Linked DNA regions of Homo sapiens: region 1 is linked to region 2. Evidence: chromatin contacts called from ENCODE Hi-C or POLR2A ChIA-PET data. All regions are on one chromosome and are shown on one strand. The core of a region is the stretch at or near the end of the contact, and the rest is flanking DNA. Distances in the headings are between cores, read along the strand shown. Region 1 has its middle 34 kb from the start of IL21R. Region 2 overlaps METTL9 (methyltransferase 9, His-X-His N1(pi)-histidine).

The links. A loop is a pair of places that touch in the nucleus more often than their neighbours do. ChIA-PET counts read pairs that join two places held with the same protein, here RNA polymerase II (POLR2A). Pooled maps may share reads with other maps.
Region 1: a loop to region 2 is called in a pooled map, with 7 times the contacts of the local background. The contact joins two enhancer-like sites. A Hi-C loop is called at or near these places in 1 of 37 single-sample maps with no recorded cell type and 1 of 50 pooled maps. POLR2A ChIA-PET finds 5 or more read pairs at or near these places in 1 of 52 experiments (activated B cell).

The regions. Positions count from the first base shown.
Region 1 is chr16:27,365,751-27,369,781 of GRCh38, forward strand. No RefSeq gene overlaps it. Among named protein-coding and RNA genes, the nearest start is that of IL21R, 34 kb to the right of the region's middle. RefSeq lists enhancers at 1-507, 1,881-1,940, 1,971-2,050. Within about 2 kb of position 2,006, at least 29 of the 41 ENCODE cell types and tissues checked have a DNase peak (open chromatin) inside an H3K27ac peak, as active enhancers do.
Region 2 is chr16:21,645,433-21,649,525 of GRCh38, forward strand. The region is part of intron 4 of METTL9 (methyltransferase 9, His-X-His N1(pi)-histidine); the gene reads left to right. It overlaps IGSF6 (immunoglobulin superfamily member 6), which reads right to left. Exons shown (of 6, transcript NM_005849.4): 2 at 1,701-2,060. It overlaps LOC124903663 (a long non-coding RNA gene), which reads left to right. Exons shown (of 2, transcript XR_007065025.1): 2 at 1,500-2,035. Among named protein-coding and RNA genes, the nearest start is that of IGSF6, 5.1 kb to the right of the region's middle. RefSeq lists an enhancer at 114-293. Within about 2 kb of position 1,904, at least 8 of the 41 ENCODE cell types and tissues checked have a DNase peak (open chromatin) inside an H3K27ac peak, as active enhancers do.

The DNA of each region.
Region 1 (4,031 bases), core at 756-3,255, 5.7 Mb after region 2:
CTCCAGGAAAAAAAAAATTCTTCAACTGAGAGTTGGAGGTGTTGAGAGACTCTGGCACACCAAGAAGACAGGAACAGGACACCAACAGTGGCTGATGATACACTGCCAAGGTCACACAGCTAGTTAGCAACAGATCTATAGTGGAATCCAGACAGTGTCTCCATCACCCAGGCTCTCTGTAGTGATCTGCGCTTCACATCCGAGGCAGGCAGAGGGATGGTGTGGGCCTTAGATGGGAAGGCTGGGAACCTGAAGCTCCTATGTCTGTATCACTTTTGCTTCTCTGAGTAGCTGCCCTGATTTCACACTTGAGGGGCTTGGCCATTTTAGATTCCTTCCTGCTCTAGGAGCCTACATACTACACTGGAAATGATGGGGAGCTCTCTACCTCACATGCAGCCTGATGTTTGTTAGAAACACCTCCTTGCGCCAGGCATGATGGCTCATGGCTGTAATCCCAGCAATTTGGGAGGCTGAGGCGGGTGTATCACTTGAGGTGAGGAGTTCAAGACCAGCCTGGCCAATATGGTGAAACCCTATCTCTACCAAAAAATAAAAAATTAGCCGGGTGTGGTGGTGGGTGCCTGTAATCTCAGCTACTTGGGAGGCTGAGTTGGTAGAATTGCTTCAACCTGGGACGCGGAGGTTGCAGTGAGCTGAGATTGTGCCATTGCACTCCAGCTTGGATGACAGAGTGAGACCCTGTCTCAGGAAAAAAAAAAAAAAACAAAAAAAACCTTGTTCTAAGCCAAAATCAATCCCTTTAGCTGCCCAAATCACACAGTTTACAGATGGAGAAACAGTTTTAGAGAGGAAAAGGGACTTGCCCAAAGTCACCCAGAGAATGGCAGAGCCTGAACTAGCCTTCTGGACTTCTTGCCTCCAAAAGCTCTTTATAATAAAATATAATTTTAAATAAAAATAGTTATCTGTTTAGGGCCAAGCAATATGCTAAGTGCCGTCCAGCCACTGTGTCATTTACGTCTCCAAACAGCTCTAGTTGGGAGGCTCAATGATTATCCCAATTTTACAGATAAGGAAACAGGTCCAGAGAGGTTGAGGATTAGCCTAGAACCACACAGCTAGGAAATCCTGGAGCCAGGATTTGAACCCGGGTCTGACCTAAGAGCTCCCAGCCGCCGTGATATATCAGCTTATGTCATCCTGACACCTACGCAGATGTCGGCTCGAATCCACTTTGCCTGAGCATTGTCTCAGAGAAATCTAATTTAAAAATTAGGCAGCAAATAGAAAATATATTTGACTGCTAGAGATGCAATGGGACTGGGAGCCCAACAAAGGATCTTAGGCAAAAGAAATCCAAGTTGTTGGCCTCAGCAACTATTACTGAACTGGCTGGGCTTTGGGAAGCTACAGAGGGATGAGAAGACCTGGTGGATCAGGTGGGCCCAACTCAGGCTGGCCCCCACCCTGCAGGAAGTAGGAAAAGTCCAGGGTCATAGGCCCAGTGAGATGCCGGCTGCGGGAGTTTCAGCCTCCGGGGCTGGACCAGAGGGCAGGAGGGGACGCCCCTGGGTAGCAGCGCCAGAGTGGGCTGAGTGGCCTGGGCCCCTGCGGGGGAGCTTTCAGAGATGTTGATTTGGGGGTACTCCCTCAGCCCTGCCTTTACACAGAATTTGTGGGGGATGAGGGGAGGGGGAAAGGGGGGAGGAAGGCAGTGAGTGCATCTGAATTTTTTTTTTTTTTTTACAAAAAGTGGCTTATTGCATTTTTCTGATTACTCTATCAGCACGTGCAGACCTTTTCCTATTCAGAGAAAGCCTGAAGATATAAAGAGGAAAGTGAAGAAAAACCACCGGAAATCCCATCCCCGCCCCAGCATCTGGCACTGTGTGGGCGATCACGAAATGAGCGCTTGTTTTTGAAGGCGTAGTATCTCCGTGAACATCCGGTTGAACAACCTTTCTGACTTTATTTTTCCCACGAAAGTTATTAATTAAAAAACAAAAAGCAAAACACCGAAAAAACAAAAAACCCAGCAAGTGTTTGAGCTCCCACCACGAGGGAGGCCTGACGTCACTGGATCCTCCCGGCAGCCGATGAGGCTGCATGGGACTTGCCCACGATGTGCTGTTACCGAGTGGCATAGCCAGGCTTCAAACCAGAGTCCTAGCTAACCGCCCTGTATATACCATGGGCTCATCATCTTCCCTGGTTCCAGCTCAGAACAGAGACTCAGAGGAACAAGGGCTCTGCGCTCACCCTGCCTGGTTAGGTCCAGCCTTTCCAATTCCAAGCTGTGTGACCATGGGAAAAGTGTTTGCCCACTCTGGGCCTAAATTTCCTCCTTGGTAAAAGGCACACAAGAGCAGTACTCTGCACGCCACAGTGGTGGGGTGAGCAGCAGATGACGTGGTGGGTGGAGGCCAGGTGACACCAGGCTGCTCTCAAGCTTAACTTGCCTGTGATGGTGGCGGGACCGTGTCAGTTCTTCCACCAAATCCCACCTGTTTCCACGACGTTTATTGACAAGTCAGGGGCACCGCCCCGGGTGGAGGGGGTGTGAAGAGGAAGTCAGCTCCCTGGTCCCTGCTGCCCTCTGGTGACCACATCAGCATCAGCACCTGCTCCATCCCAGCAGCTCCAGGTCCAGGCCGTGCCCAGAAAACTTGGCCTGGGAGATTCCCCACCCGCCCTGCCCCGATCCCACCTCTCTTCCATCTCTGCATTTTCCAGAAATTCCCCCAGCACCAGACAAAAGAGCCTAATGTCCATTAGATATGCTGTGTGGCGCCAGGCCAGCGTGTAACCTCTCTGTGCTTGATTCGTTATCTGTAAAATGGGAATCATTATAATATCTGCCTCATGTAGCTATTGTGAGAATTAAATATGTTAGTACCTGTGAGGTCCTTAGAACTATGCCTGCGGCTGGGCACAGTGGCTCACGCCTGTAATCCCAGCACTATGGGAGGCCAAGGTGGGCAGATTGCCTGAGGTAGGCGTTTGAGACCAGCCTGGCCAACATGGTGAAACCCTGTCTCTATTAAAAATACAAAAATCAGCCAGACATGGTGGCGGGTGCCTGTAATCCCAGCTACTCGGGAGGATGAGGCAGGAGAATTGCCTGAACCCAGGAGGCAGAGGTTGCAGCAAGCGGAGATTGTGCCACTGCACTCCAGCCTGGGCAACAAGTGGGACTCTGTCTCAAAAAAAAAGAACTATGCCTGCAAATAGTTAATGCCTTAAAAGTATTTGCTAACATTCTTCTTCTTCTTCTTTTTTTTTTTTTTTTGAGACAGGGTCTTTCTCTGTCACCCAGGCTGGAGCGCAGTGGCCCAATCCCGGCTCACTGCAGCCTTGAACACCTGGGCTCATGTGATTCTCCCACTTCAGCCTCTCAAGTAGCTGTGACCACAGGTGCACACACCACTAAGCCTGGCTAATTTGTTTTTTAATTTTTTGTAGAGACAGGGAATCACTATGTTGCCTAGGCTAGTCCCAGACTCCTAGGGTTCAAGCAATCCATCCACCTCGGCCTCCCAAAGTGCTAGGATTACAGATGTGAGCCACCATGCCTAGTCTGCTAACATTATCCTTAATATTACACTGAATATGTCTGTGGATTTTGTGGGAGGTGAGGGTATAAAACATAATTAGAGGAAATAATGACATTCTAAATTTAATTTGACTTTATTACAAAAAGGGCAGAATGGAGCAACAGTAATCCAGGACAAAAAATTGTCCCAATCCCATCATTCAACCCACTTGTGTTTGTATCTGTTTGTGCCACTTCTGTGTGTTGTTTACATGCAGAGTCAGTGTTTGCGTATTTGCGGTTTTATATCATTCATTTCTCATCATACATACATATATTTATATTCCTGACATTTTTCTAGGGAATATCTTTATATTCCTGACATTTTTCTCTTTTTCCCTTATGTTCTTCCATACCGGGACTTATAGGACCTTGCCCAGACTCAACTTCCCTCTTCCCCATGGACCCAAGTTGCTGAGCTTCCAACAGGTGTTTACAGCAAAGGAGAATGAGACAGAGAGAAGCAGAGATGCAG
Region 2 (4,093 bases), core at 654-3,153:
GGCGACAGAGCAAGACTCTTGTCTTAAAAAAAAAGAAAGAAAAATCCCATAGATGCTTATCCTGTGAATGCAGTTTATGCAGCATACATTTTTATTTGTGAAACTAACAAATTAACCACATCTATACAACTAAAATAAAAAAGCTTCAGTGTGAAAATAGGAGTTCTGTAGAAGAGACAGGAAGTTGCCATGTCTGCCTTAACACTTTCAATTCTGCCTTTCACTTTCACTTCACTTTATATAAGCCTTGCAGCTTTGAGACCTTCATCTTTTTACAAGCCATTTTTCCCTTTGACTAACATGTTTTTAGAAGGCTAATGCAGTGAGACATACAAATCTCTAAAGCTGTGTGTGTTTTCATATCAGTAGCTAACATTTGTTATTTGCTATATGCCAGGCACTATTAAAAATGCTTTAAGTGCCTTAACTTATTTATAATTTAGCTGACAGATGAGAATAAACTAAGGTTAAATGACATTTGAATATCAAAAGCCCATTAGAACCCTCGTAGTTTAAAAGCACAGGTTATAATACTGGATGGTCTCCCTTCCTCAGAGTCCTATTTTGAAATCGAAGGGCTGGTTGATTTTGAGTTCATGTTTTAACAATCTCTGCTCATCATACCAGGGTCCTTCCTAAGGGAAGAGACCCCAACAAGGCGAGGAGTTGCTGCTGTTCTCTTTTTTCCTTCAGAATCATGTAAAGCTTTTTCTCTGAAATTCCCCCTTTTTTTTTCTCGGGAATGTCTTAATCTCAGTTTACTCAAGGGAATGACTTGGTGAAATTACTGATAGGATTTAGCTATGTTTGATGTCCTCGCTCGGCTGAGGAATTGTCATGGGTTTTATCAAATCTCAGGAAGTGAGAGTCATCACTTTCCGTTCACTGATGTCCAGGCAGAATGGGAAGGGTCAGGGATCCCTGAGTAGCTTCTCTCCAAATCTGTGCTTATTCTCCATGTTGCATAGTTTCTGTGGGTCCAATTTATTGATCTTTTACACTTCTCTAGTGCTTTGTTCTAGGTGGTGCATTACCAGACTAGTTCCTGAGAAAGCTGATAGTTACTCACCACAAGGTTCCCTTTGGACATGGTACTTTACACTAAATCACTGTAATATACAAAAGAGGTGAACATGGTTGGTTAAACATCACCATGTAGGGAGAATAGAGCACCCAGCAAATCACTGACTTTGTGTTAGTGGATGTTCGAGATGGATTGGAGTAGTTCTTTTGTTTTTCTGAGATGGAGTCTTGCTTTGTTGCCCAGACTGGAGTGCAGTAGTGCGATCTCGGTTCACTGCAACCTTCGCCTCCTGGGTTACAAGCGATTCTCCTGCCTCAACCTCCCAAGCAGCTGGGACTACAGGTGCATGCCACCATGCGCGGCTAATTTTTGTATTTTGAGTAGAGATGGGGTTTCACCATGTTGGCCAGGCTAGTCTTGAACTCCTGACCTCAAGTGATTCGTCCACCTCAGCCTCAAAGTGCTGGGATTACAGGTGTGAGCCACCACGCCCAGCCAGTTGGAGTAGTTCTTTAGTCCAAACCTCATGGTGACTTGTGTTCAGATCACACCCATCACTGGCTAGGGTATTAACTTAGCAAATTTATCTCCTGATTTCTACATGTGAGTGAGGTAATGATTTTACAGGCCTGAACAAGATGCAATGATGCACTGAAATAAAGCCTCGCTGACTGACCTCTTACCACCAGTGTGGTCCCTCCTCCTGTCTGTTTAGCTCTCGCTTCCGGCACACTGGGGAATGCTATTCCACAGATGTAAATTGCACTGTCATTTGAAGTCACTCTGTTTACAGTGAGGGAAACTTGGTTTTCTTTGAGGGCCTCCCTCACTGTGAACTTGTCTGCCTCACTTTTGCACCCGTCCAAGCACAGGTTCTCAGGCTGGTGAGCACCGTAGCGAAACCACAGGCATGTTGGTTGCTCAGAAGGGCATCCGGTTGCGGAGAAGGTACACTTTATGGTGACGGCCTCATGAGTGTAGTCCACTTCTAGGTACCACGGTTGTGTGACAGAGAGAGTACAGGCGCCCACAGCACCTGTGGGAGGAAGCAGATGAGTGGGTTAATGGGCCTGCCACCTCACTTTGTGCTTTTATTATATTTTTGAGGTAGGAAACCCAGCCATTCTGTTATTTTTCTTACCTTAATCCCAATATAAATAAGACTAAAAATAAACACCAGTGGTCCTCACTTGCCCCAACTCCTCCTGTTTTCTGACCTTGACCTGCTGGGTCACATGATGTCTGTTCACTGGAGGCCAGCCCTAGAGAGGCTTCAGGGGAACAGAGTCCCTGTGCAGGAGGCCTGCATAGAGGTGGCACCGTATTGGACTCAGAAGTTTGGGGTCCATCTGTGACTCTTGCTCCTTACAAGCTTTCCTTCGATCCAATCACTTAATCTCCTGCCTGCTTTCTTGTCCGCACCCTGGCCTCCCCAGAGTGCTGTGTTCAGTGTGGTAACCTGTGTCCCCAGACGAACGTTGCTGCCGCTGATGGAGCCTATGAGCAGCAGCGATGTTTGTGCTTTGTGGGAGTTGAGATCGCCAGGAATTCATGGCCATTCACAATTGTTTCTTTGTGAGCCTGGTGTCCCTTTGGGAAACATGATAAAAGGCAACATGTACACCTGTGGAAATGCAGCCCTGGCTTAGCCTACCATGTCTTTGATTACTGAGCAGGGACCATATGAGCTCGCCAGGCCATAGCTAAGCAGATTTGGTTTCTCCCTGGCGTGTGTGCTGCTTTGTAGGCCCTTGTAGCATTTATCTTATTTAATTAACAATATTGTGATAAAGAGCACAGACTTGAGTTCAAATCCTAGCTCTGCCTGTTCCCAGCATTATAATCTCAGTATCTCAGTTTCCTCATTAGAAAATGGGGATAGTATTGTTGACCTCATGCAGTTAGTGTGACGTTCAAGATGATGCCTAGGAAGTGTTTACCTGCCTAAGCTATAGTAAGTATTAAATACAAGGGAGCGATTGCTGCTGCAGCCGCCACTGCTACTGTTCCCACAGTGTCAGATGGCTGTTGGAGAGATGGTTGTGGACGTCTAGCCACAAGGTGTTCACAGAGCTGGGATTAGTCACCCACTCCAGTGTACTGTCCACCATGTGGTGCTCTTCCAAGTTATGAGGATTGAGTCCCCCACCTTGGCCTTTATATCCCAGGCATGTGAAGCTGGAAAGCCACTCGAGTGCACAAATGGAAAGACCCGCCCTAAACCCTTCTTTTGCGGCAGGGGAGGCCATAGGTAAAATAGTATTGGTTGAGACAAATTGGAATTTGTCAAGTTTTTGGTCTGAGTTCCGCCTGGTCATATATTCCCAAATGGTCCTATTTGTGTGAGTTTGTCCTTTGCTACTGTAAATGAAACTGAAAAGTCATCCAAGTGGTCTGATGCTTAATTTTCAGACAGGGGCTTTTTTCTCTTAGCGTTTCTCTTATGGATCCCCATTCATAACAGCAGAGGAATTAAAGTTAGAATCATGGCGTTTGTGATGCGAGTCTCTTCTCACCATGTTTTTTTGTTTTTGTTTTCATTTTTGTTATTGTTTTTGGACAGAGTCTCTGTCTCCCAGGCTGGAGTGCAATGGTGCAATCACGGCACACTGCAACTGTGACCTCCCAGGTTCAAGCCATCATCCTGCCTTAGCTTCTCAAAAGTAGCTGGGACTGTAGGCCTGCAGCACTGTGCCCAGCTAATTTTTGTATTTTTTGTAGAGACAGGGTTTCACCTTGTTACCTAGGCTGATCTTGCACCCCTAAACTCAAGCGACCCGCTTGCCTCGGCCTTCCAAAGTGCTGGGATTACAGGTGTGAGCCACTGCGCCTTGCTCTCTTCTCATCATGTTATATTTTAGTATTTGTGCAACATGAGATGAGCTGGGAGCTCTGTGGTGACCTGATAAATGCAAACCAGACAAGAGGGTGCAGTCACCTGGAGGAGGCCTGCAAGCTTCTCTGAGCTTCGTGTCTGTGGGAGGCCCAGCTCAGCTCCATCTCCAGCCAAGGGGATTGGATTCCCTCTCAAGTCTGAGAAATACAACCTCATGTCTCCTGCCCAGACTC